2 separate regions of the Mus musculus genome follow, and region 1 is linked to region 2. The links are chromatin loops, found by intact Hi-C in ENCODE. Cell type or tissue: left cerebral cortex. All regions are shown on one strand. Links, peaks and the distances in the headings refer to the core of each region. The heading gives the core; the rest is flanking DNA. Region 1 holds the start of Ddb2 (damage specific DNA binding protein 2). Region 2 holds the start of Madd (MAP-kinase activating death domain).

Region 1 (5,370 bases), core at 314-5,313, 56 kb after region 2:
GGCAGCTTTTCGGAATACCTGGTAAGAAGCTAGAGAGTGCAAAAAGGACTTCTGCAGACCCTAATACAGAGAAAATAGAATTAATCTGGATTCACTGAATTAAAACTCATGTCCTGAGCTGACAGTGATGCATGCCTTTAACTCCAGTACTCAGGAGGTAGAGGCAGGTGGATTTCTGTGAGACTGAAGCCAGCCAGGTCTACATACAGAGGACCAGGCCAGCTAAGGCTACACAGTGAGATTGTGTCTCAAAACATAAATAAAAATTAAACGCAAGTCCTGGATAAACTGTCAATGTCTGGCCCCTTTATATACAGGCAATAAGTCTTCACTGGCCTTGTGCATCAACTATCTGCAATGTAAGTGAACTAATCCTGGAAAGCAAGAGGGAGAACGCATGTTGTGGCTAGAAGTCTACAGAGTAAAACCTTTTCTCTTTGACTCAGTGTACAGTAGGTCAATCATCATACCTGGGGGTGACCTGATGATCCTGAACCAATTTATCATCTAGTGAGAAAGAGCAATAGTTGAAAAGCTATGTGACCTTTGAGCACGTCAGACAGGAAACATCTCACCTGCTGTAGTGATGACCAGGTGGCTTTGCCCAACTTATGCTGGTAAAGATCCCTGACAATGCTGCTACTCCGTGAAGGGATCTGCAGGCTGGACAACTCTGCCAGAAGGCAGCACGACTCACATGTCCTGCTAGAAACTACCAAAGAAGAATACAAACATTTTCCTCTCCCAAATCTCAGGAAAGGTTCCCCCTGAAAACCCTTTGTCTCATCATCTCCTTAAAAGCCTTTCTCTGCAGTTGAGTCTCACTCAACCCAAGAGAGAAATAAAAAACCCTTTTCCAAAACACTCCTCCAAACAGAAATTCTGAAGTGAAACTAAATATAACCTCACAGGGTTCCTTAGAGCTTTGCCAGAGAGATACACAATTGTGGACACTGAAGACTTTTCTTGTGTGGGATCACAAATAAGTAGGAGTTGAGGGACAATCTTTTTTGTTGTTGTTGTTGTTTTTGGTTGTTTGTTTGTTTTTATTTTTCAAGATAGGGTTTCTCTGTGTAGCCCTGGCTGTCCTGGAACTCACTTTGTAGACCAGGCTGGCCTCGAACTCAGAAATTCGCCTGCCTCTGCCTCCCGAGTGCTGGGATTAAAGGCGTGTGCCACCACGCCCGTTTGTTTTTTTTTTTTTTTTTTTTTTTTGAGGGACAATCTTAAAGATCACAAAATAACATCAGGGCTGGTGAGATGGCTCAGCTGTGGTTAAGAGCACTAACTGCTCTTCCAGAGGTCCTGAGTTCAATTTCCAGCAACTACATGGTGGCTCACAACCATCGGAAATGGGATCCGATGCCCTCTTCTGGTGTATCTGAAGACAGCTACAGTGGACTCATACATTAAATAAAATAAATCTTAAAAAAATAAAATAAGAGCTATCCAAATACAGTGGTGTATAACTGTAATCCTAGCACTCAGAAGCTGCAGCATACTTGGATTGGAGGCCAGCCTGGGCTATAGAGCAAGACTCTGTATTTAAAGAAATACTAAATAATGTCATGAGCAACCATTACTTGAGTGGAAACCAGAAGAATGCAGTAAGGTTTAGAAAAGTTCCAAATTGATTAGGTGGCTTCAAGGAAGAGAGGTAAATCAGAGTATAATAAAAATAAGCCGGGAATGGTGGCACACGCCTTTATTCCCAGCACTTGGGAGACAGAGGCAGGCGGATTTCTGAGTTCTGAGGACAGCCAGGGCTACACAGAAAAACCCTGTCTCGAAAAACTAAATAAATAAATAAATAAATAAACAAACAAACAAATAAATAAAACAACTCTGAATTACCAAGCCCTTCTGGTGGACCCAATCTATAAGTCCTTTTTTTCTCTTGACAACTTTCCTTTCTTTTCATGGCTAAAACCACTCTTATCAATTTATCACATTCCTTATAGCCCCAGGTTCAAGTCCTGGTAAACCTCTGAGAATGCGCTTTCTGAAGAAAGGAGGGAGGGAATTTCAGACTCTCAGAGCTAACATAACCGAGAGGCTATGAAAGGGAGGATTACTTTGAAACAGTAGATGTGTAAAACTTCTGGAACAAGGAAAGTGGGGACTGTGGCTTTTACGGTGATGGCACTCATCTGACTCTTTCTGTCACCTGGGGTAGAGGTGGGGGGGCTGTTCAACTTAAAACTCTCTGCTGTCAATGAACTGGCCAATAAAACCAGTCGGCAGCGTGTGGCTCAGTGGCAGCCCACTTGCTGAGAGAACTGGAGGCCTGGGTTCGAACCCTCGATCTCCCAAATAAAATCACAGCCTGAGGCGACAGAAGCCAAGAACTGCTTCAGAAGCCCAGGCACAAGCACCCACCACCCCAGCTTCAGCCTCTGGCGCGAGCACCCTGAACCCCCGGAAAGCTAAGGCAGCAGCACAGGCCGTACCGGGACCCTGCACACGCAGCTTCTTGGCTTCGGGCTCCAGCTCCTGAGGACCTCTGCGACTTTTGCTCCTGAGGAGCACCGCAACGTCGGGGGACTTCTGGGTTTCTGGGCATTTCTTGGGAGCCATGACGTACTCGGTGAAGAGATATCAAGCTCTGTGGCAAAATAACGAAGCAAGGAGTGGAAAAGCCTCCGTGGAGAAAACAGGAAGGGACTACGTATGAGGCAGCGCCGTCGCAGGTAGCGCAGCTAAGACACCTTCGCGCCAAACGCTCCTCCGGGCTGCTTTACTTTTAGCCCCGCCCCGTCCCCTCAGGGCTGTCCCGCCCCTTGGAACTGCCCCGCCCCCTCGGGATTGCCACAGTAGGGGGCTGTCTTGCCCCCGGAACTGCCCCGGACTGCCCCAACCCCTCGGGCACGGCCCGCCCCCGGCCGCTCCTCCTCTTCCGGAGTAACGTGTGCAGCTCACAGGGAGGGTTTTTTATTTTAACTCCCTAGGAGCTGGGCCTTGGCTTGTGCTGGATCTGAAGAAAGCCGATTATTTGAACCTGAGGAGGGAGCGCTGGCCGTAAACCCTGCATGCTGGAGGCGGAGCCAGGCGGCGTTTCAGGCCAGCCTGGTGTACACGTTCCAGCAATCCGGTGACCTACGCAGAGAAACCCTGTCTCGAAGAACAACAAAGAGAGAGAGAGAGAGACAGAGACAGATAAAAGTAGGTAGTTTATGTCTTAAAAAGAGCAAAGATTCAAGTGTGGCTAAATATTTCTCATTTCCCCCATTAATAATAGGTGTCTCTAGGGCTGGAGAGATGGCTCAGTGGTTAAGAGCACTGACTGCTCTTCCAGAGGTCCTGAGTTCAATTCCCAGCAACCACAAGGTGGCTCACAACCATCTGTATTGGGATCTGATGCCCTCTTCTGGTGTTTCTGAAATGACAGTGTATTAAATAAATAAATCTTAAAAAAAAAAAAAAAGTGCCTCTGATTACCCAATCACAGCCTTAGCATTTGATTCTTTCCTCTCGCTTTACAGATGAATGTATTTTACCTCATACTATAGAAAAGAGCTGTATCTATGGTGGCAGGCTCTGTGTAATTCCCAACACTGAGGAGGCTGAGGCATGAAGAGTTTGCCTGGACTACACTGATATCTTGTAAGGATCAGATAAGAGTGAGAAAATCTGGGGCTGGAGCGATGGCTCAGCGGTTAAGAGCACTGACTGCTTTTCCAAAGGTCCTGAGTTCACATCTCAGCAACGACATGGTGGCTCACAACCATCTGTAATGAGATCTGACTCCCTCTTCTGGAGTGTCTGAAGACAGCTACAGTGTAATTATTTATAATAATAAATAAATCTTTAAAAAAGAAAAAGAGTGAGAAAATCTGGCATGCTATTGCACAGCAAGGTGACAGCAGACAATGGGTTTGCTGTATATTTTCTAAAGGTAGAAAGGTTTTGAATGTTTTCACCACAAACGATATCTGAGAAGATGTGCCTAACCCAATTTAAAGAATACAATATGTGTGTGTCAAAAGTAATGTATTCCTTATGAAGATGATACTTACATAAACATATGTAAAATTTATATGTTTTAATGTAGTTTAATTTTATTTTAAATTAAAATGATGCTCTAGAAGAAAATAAAAAGCTGAACCCAGCACCAATAATGGGGATGTCCTAAGATGTGCTTAAATTAAGAATTGTAGCTTAGTGGCTGGAGAGATGGTTTAATGGCTAAGAGAGCTTGCTGCTTTTTCAGAGGACCTGAATTCTGTTCCCAGTACCCAGGCAGGTGGCTCACAAATACCTATATGTAACTCCAGCTCCAGAAGACCAGACACCCTTTTCTGGACTCTGCAGGCAGATGCAGCCATATATACACATAAGCACATAAAGAAACATGTATACACATAAGTAAAAAAAAAAAAATTACAAGCTGGTCAGTGGTGGAATATGCCTTTAATTCCAGCACTTAGGAGGCAGAAGTAGGTCTAGTCTGCAGCGCTAGTTCCAGGACAGCAAAGGCTACAGAGAAACACTGTCTGGAAAACCTAAATAAGTAAATAAATAGCCAAGGCTGCAGAGAAACCCTGGGAAAACAAAACAAAGAAATAAGTAAACCCAGCAGTGGTGGCGCATGCCTTTAATCTCAGCACTTGGGAGGCAGAGGCAGGCGGATTTCTGAGTTCAAGGCCAGCCTGGTCTACAGAGTGAGTTCCAGGACAGCCAGGGCTACACAGAGAAACCCTGTCTCGAAAAACAAACAAACAAAACAACAACAACAACAACAAAAAAGAATCCTAAAAAAGTTGTAAGATATTAACTAGGAAGATTATGAGGGAAAATAAATCACTTGAGTTTGTATAGGTCCACTTCGGGGTTTTGTTAGCCTGTAATGATCAGAATGGTCATCTATTTTATTTTTACACTTTGTTTTGGTGTGCTTCATGTGTCTTTTTTGTTGTTGCTTGAGAGAGCATATCACCAATAGCCCTGGGTGGTCTAGAACTCAGTCTGTAGTCAGGCTGGCCTCCACAGAGATCCACCTGCCTCTGCCTCCTGAGTGCTGGGATCAAAGGTGTGAGACACCACTGTCTATACTGGTATTCTCTTAATCAGACGTGGTGGCTTATACTTGCAATCCCACCCAAGTTAAAACAGAAAAATGTTTTGAGTCTGAGTCTAGCCTGGGCAGCACTGTGAGTTCCAGACCAGTTTAAGCTACACAGTGCGTCCCTGTCTCAAACCAAGCAAACAAGTAAATAATAGTAAAACCCAAAAGCAAACATAACAACAAGCAAACCAAAGAGAATGCCAGCTTTTGGTTCAAGGAGCGATATTTTTCGTAAGAAATATTGTCGTTTGGTTTTAGATGAGTGAGTGTGTGTGTGTGTGTGTGTGTGGTGTGTGTGGTGTGTG
Region 2 (5,370 bases), core at 315-5,314:
TCTCTTAATGTTCTCCCAAGCACAAGCAGCAAACCGTACCTTTGTACACCTCGAGGGATGCCCAGTTTCTTGCCTAGCAGCCGTTCACTACAGCAGTCTACCAAACGTTTGAGAGTATACAGACACTCTCTGAAGGTAGAGAAGAAAGGGTAGTGGCTAAGCACACACAGGGATGTCAGGGTACTGTTGCGGGAGCGGCTGCCCGCTTTTGCCCTACGTTTGCCCCGAGGAGACTGGTTTACGTCAGGAGTGGAGTCAGCACTAGGCGGCTGCAAGGTTGAGCCACTCTCTGAGCTCCCAGCGGCAGCCTCTTCTGAGGCACCAGAGGTGTGAGCGCCTTCCTTCCCACGGGGTCCTGCTCCGCCTTCCACCTTTTCCTTTGGCATTCGCTTTTGGAAGGAACGGTAGAAGTTGACACAGATGCCATAGCGGGTGACTCCGGTGTCCTTATCGGTTAGGGTGAAGACAAAAGAGGTATCGTCCCGAAGGCTCATCCGCCGCTGCCGCACACTCAGACATCCTTCTGGCTGGCAGAAGAACACCACATCTGGGGGCAGGGGGAACTCTGGGTGATCCTCTAGTGGGTACCTCCGCAGCAGCTCAGGAGTCTGAGCCACACTGTCACTGCTTGGGTGCCTGAAGGACATAAAGGCACACTCAGCAACCCAACAGCATGGAACATGCTATCACACTTGAACCACAATCAACAGATGAAGCTCAAAGGCACTTTAGGAAAGAGTTTAACTGACAGACTGAAGTCCACACTGTCATGAAGACACTATCCTGAAAGTTTCAACAAGAAAATCATCACTAGCACCTCAAGATGATCAGCACCTTAGCTAAAAGATTACCTTAGGAATCTAGGTAGACAGAGAAGTACAGAGTGCTTTCCCCTTTTGACAGACTATGAAAACGGGCTATAAAGAATATATTTGCTCGAAACCCATAAAGTATGAGTTAAAATAACAGCATTTGTTTGTTTATTTATTTATTTATTTTGGTTTTTCAAGACAGGGTTTCTCTGTGTAGCCCTGGCTGTCCTGGAACTCACTCTTTAGACCAGGCTGGCCTCAAACTCAGAAATCTGCCTGCCTCTGCCTCCTGAGTGCTGGGATTAAAGGCGTGAGCCACCACGCCCGGCAGCATGTATTTATTTATGAGAGATAGCATACATAAAGTGGAACACAAAACATGTAACAAGAACATAAAGCAATAGGACAGAATAAGATATTCAAAGCAACATGGAAATAAGGTCTGGGAGTAACAAGACATTGTGGCTGCCACAGAGAACAAGACAGTTATTGGTCTTCTTGGTTACCTCGCCCCTACGATCACGAGATAGTCAAGTAACCGAGGGCAGAACTTCTTTTGCACCATGGTTCCGATTTGTCAGTTCATTGCAGAGAAACTTCAGGGCACTGAGCAAGAAGCCAGCATTCCCAGGAGGAATTCTGATATAATCTGAAAATCCAATAGGGGGAAAAGTACTGATAAATACCCAGTGCTACGCCTAAGGGACTCACCCTTCTCAGGTTCATCTCAGCAAGGGGCGGAGGTCAGAGGCTTCCACTTCTGAACTCACGATAGAATCTGACGCTTGCTTTCCCTGCTGGCTGTCCACGTTTATGAGCTTCCAGAGTCAAATTTCAAACGGAATAGGGTTGAGGCTATCGCTTAGTGATCAAGGACTTATCTAGAATGGATGGGGCCCTAGTTCCAATCCTCAGCACCCAAAAAGGAGACGAGGAGCTGAAAAAATAACAGCTCAGACTATAGCTAGCTCATCTCCAGCCGAGTTTCTGAGACTCTGTTTCAGTCTAATCTAGAGTGAAGAATTATAACAACAACAAAAAATTACTTTCAGGGCTACTCCGGGGCGGGGGGGGGGGGAATCAAGATAAAAGCAGATTCTTTATACAGCACTAACCTGGGCTTTTACGTCTACATGGAAACTTGATTATTCTGTCTCATTGAGTAGCATTCAGCCTGATGGGTAACTATCACACAGACTTTCCAGTTAATTGCACTCAGACAGTAACAACAGCTGCATACTGTTCATGTGATCTCACATGGAAAAGTCCATGTCCCAACTGTCTCATCTCTAACCAGTTTTCCCACTTCAAGATAGAAAGGGGGCCAAGCAGCTACTGCTGCCTCCTCTGCCCTTGGTGCTGAACCACAGCTCTCGACTATTCGGGTCTCTGGATCAGAGTCAGTAATACAATGCATTCCCAGGAGGCCTGGTCTTTCTCTATCTTGTAGGGATTGTGAATTAGGGACGGAAAATACCAGGGTTTCTACAAATTTAGGGGAAGTGTCTAAAGGAATTTCTAAATGTATTCGAAATCAATTATTTCCTGGGGGCCAGAGAAATGGCCCAGCAGTTACAAGCACTCATGACTCTTCCAGAAAGCCTAGGTTCAGCTCTGAATACTGGCACTGGGTGGCTCATCACGGCCTGTGATGCTAGTTCCCGGTAAACTGTGGCTCTTCTCAGTGCTACACTGACAGAGTGCACACATGCATGCTCAGGCACACGCGTGCATAAAAGAAACAATTATATCTTTCACACTTGATCTTAGCCAAAAGGCTGCGAGGCGATAACAATTATACTTTCCAAAGAATCTATATTTTTATTAGATTTTCATAGACTTCTAAATAAAATGTTTCACTCCTGTATAGGGCATTTCCAGGGCTCCAAGATTTTGCTTCTATGGCCTGAGACTTTGTTCACTGTACACACACATGCACACACACACACACACACACACACCACACACGTAAACATGCACTTCATTTGACTCCCATACTACAGACATAGATAGTGCCTGTGTTGTGGGTACTACTTGCTTTAGATAATTAGTTCTTTTATTTTGTTTCCTCCTCGACCCACAAACAAGACCTAGTTACAGTACCTCTGGTGTCCTTAAAACACAGTTCCCTCTTTCCCCCTTGCTCCCAATAGAGGACCCATAGGTAATAGGATTCAGTTTTGTCTCCATAGCGACTCTGGCTCCCAGAACTATTTATAGCAGAGTCATAGCCCCTCCCCTGCTTGGTGACCAAACCATGCTAGCAGCTGCTACTCCAAACCCAGCCATGGCCTATAGCATCTCATTCCCCCTAGCCCTGGAGATGCTGATTCCAAAGACAGCACCTACTAAGAATCAGGTTATCTCCGCTTCTGTCCGTGTTTTTTTTTTTTTTTTTAATCCCACGTTCAGCTTTTAATAGAAATAGTTCTTCACCATCAAGTTCCTGAGCATGCCACACATTCAGTCATTTCTGGGGTTCATCACTCTTAATAATCCTAAACAATCCTCTTGTTCTCCCAACTACATGAACATATTGCATGAACATATTGCAAAAGTGGAGCTCCCTTATAGAGCTGGGCTCCCTTCCTCCTAAGAGAAATGAAGCTATGAAATAGGACACAGGCAAAAGCCATACTGGGTTCTATACGGACATATCTACCTATAAGCAAGCCAGATTCACCTCTGTATTAAAGCACCTTACCATAAAACAGAATTTGTAGGACCAGAGGCTGGATCTTTAAAACAGGTTTACATTGAAAACCAGAAGCATCATCCTGACTAAAATCTCAGAGAGACAGAGACAGAGAGAGAGAGATTGAGAGAGAGAGAGAGAGAGAGAGGGGGGGGGTTGAGAGAGAGAGGTTGAGAGAGGGGAGCTGAAGCTTTCTCTTAATAGTAAATTAATTATAGGGACCTCTCTAGTGTTAGCGAGATGAAGCCCCTCTCCAAATTCAAGTCAATTGCCATATTCTACAGTTCTCCTTTCAGAGCTGCAAGAACCCGAGACCTTGGGACTATCCTAGCTAGCAGTGGCAGAATGTATTTTTAGGCTCAATTCGTATCCCATCAATAGCCAGTGACTTCAGATACTCAGGCGACAAAGATAATCACCACTGTCCTTCTCTGCCTTCCCCACAGACTCTAAATCCTCTACCACCACCTCTAACTCATTCAGTCTTCACAACCAAGAGGGCCCAGACTCTACCTCCTGCCTCAATCTTATTTACTAATGTAAAGCCCCGAGCTCTTGTCCCATCGTAGTCCAAATCTCTAAATGCACACCTTTCTGCTATAATCCTACATCACCACTCACGTCTAGAGACCACGGACTTTTAGGTAATCTCTGCATTTTCAGCCTACAATGGCCATACTACCAACCCTGTGGATTCCGCCCCTCATTTGGGGCAGGATCTCATAGTAAAAACCACAAGAACCCGACCCAAGGACGGTATGACATCTTTGCTGACGTGAGCACAACCGGAGGCTTCCTCTCCTTCCTCCTCCTCCCCAGACAGTGACCTTGCAAGCTCATCAGCAGACTGGTCCAGCATGGGGGAAGAACTGGAGCAATGAAGCCAGCGATGGTCAGGACTGGGGAAGGAGGAGTGAGCACGAAACACTAAGCTGCGGGAGATTGGAAAAGGGAGCAGTTGCAGCCAGTGATGAGATGGTGTGCCTAGTCTTCAGCAGGCCAATACTGAAGGATGAAATGTAAATACATATATGTCTATTTTAAAGAACCAAACGTGGTTCTCCAAACGCTAGTCAAAAAAAAAATAAAAAAAAATAAGGCGTGCGCACGCACGCGCACACACGCCAGGCGCCGGTGCCTTCCTCGGGCCCGGGGCTGGACAGCTCTGGCCGCCCCCTCACCTGCTGGACAGCTCCTCGTCCCCACCCGGGAAGCCGCCCCGCGGGCCCACAGCCCCGCAGCCGCACGGGCTCCCCGCCCGACCCCCGCCTCACTTTCTCAGCAGGCTCCACGCCCCCTCGCGCTCGCTCGCTCCTCCAGGGCCGCCTCAGAGACCCTCTCCTCCCGGAGCCGCTTTTCCTCTCAGGCTCCGCGTTCCCCCTCAAAGCCCCACACGGGGCTCCCGACCGCGGGCGCTCAGCTACCTACTCTCGGAGGAGGCTGCCAGGCCCACCCGACGTCTCCCGGCCGGCGGCGGGGCGCTCCTCGCTTCCTAGCCGGGCGCCGCGGCGAGCGGGCGCCAGTTCCGCGTCTGCACCGGGGGGCGCGTACCACTCAGCCCCGAGGCGGGAGGAGGAGGCGGCGGAGGGGGCTGGGGCCGTACCATTCGCCGCGCGGGGGACGGGGCTGCACCGAGCGGAGCCCGGCGACGCTCACACCTTTCGTCGTGGGAGTGGGGACGGGATGGGAAGCACCGGGCCAGCCCAGTCCAGGTAGGTGTCAAGGGGAGGACTCACAGGAACGCATTTTGTTTTGGTTGCTCAGATAGCTTTTAATTCGACTTGGTTATAGAGTCCTTCTTGATGAAAATGGTGATCAATATGAAAGTGCTTGTCAAGATAAACTGCCCCTAAGACTTTCTGA

The links. Peaks named below come from ENCODE experiments on the same cell type or tissue, not always from the same donor. Only the 100,000 strongest peaks of a DNase experiment are listed, where the experiment ranks them.
Region 1: a loop joins it to region 2, with 3 times the contacts of the local background. A loop is called at or near these places in 3 of 42 quality-filtered maps.

What each region holds. Positions count from the first base shown.
Region 1 is chr2:91,234,240-91,239,609 of GRCm38, forward strand. It overlaps Ddb2 (damage specific DNA binding protein 2), which reads right to left and starts at 2,827. Exons shown (of 10, transcript NM_028119.5): 1 at 2,451-2,827; 2 at 576-712; 3 at 1-60. The coding sequence starts at 2,577. It overlaps A330069E16Rik (RIKEN cDNA A330069E16 gene), which reads left to right and starts at 2,907. Exons shown (of 2, transcript NR_015464.1): 1 at 2,907-3,162; 2 at 3,483-4,118. In left cerebral cortex, for the core only: CTCF peaks have their summits at 1,377 (motif pointing left) and 3,357 (motif pointing left); DNase peaks (open chromatin) are centred at 2,893, 3,326 and 3,578; H3K4me3 peaks cover 1,620 bases; H3K27ac peaks cover 1,160 bases.
Region 2 is chr2:91,177,861-91,183,230 of GRCm38, forward strand. Madd (MAP-kinase activating death domain) reads right to left here and starts at 1,461. Exons shown (of 35, transcript NM_001177720.1): 1 at 1,319-1,461; 2 at 40-636. The coding sequence starts at 1,377. In left cerebral cortex, for the core only: no CTCF peak of the experiment used is centred there; DNase peaks (open chromatin) are centred at 2,168, 2,459, 3,050, 3,349 and 3 more places; H3K4me3 peaks cover 3,282 bases; H3K27ac peaks cover 2,453 bases.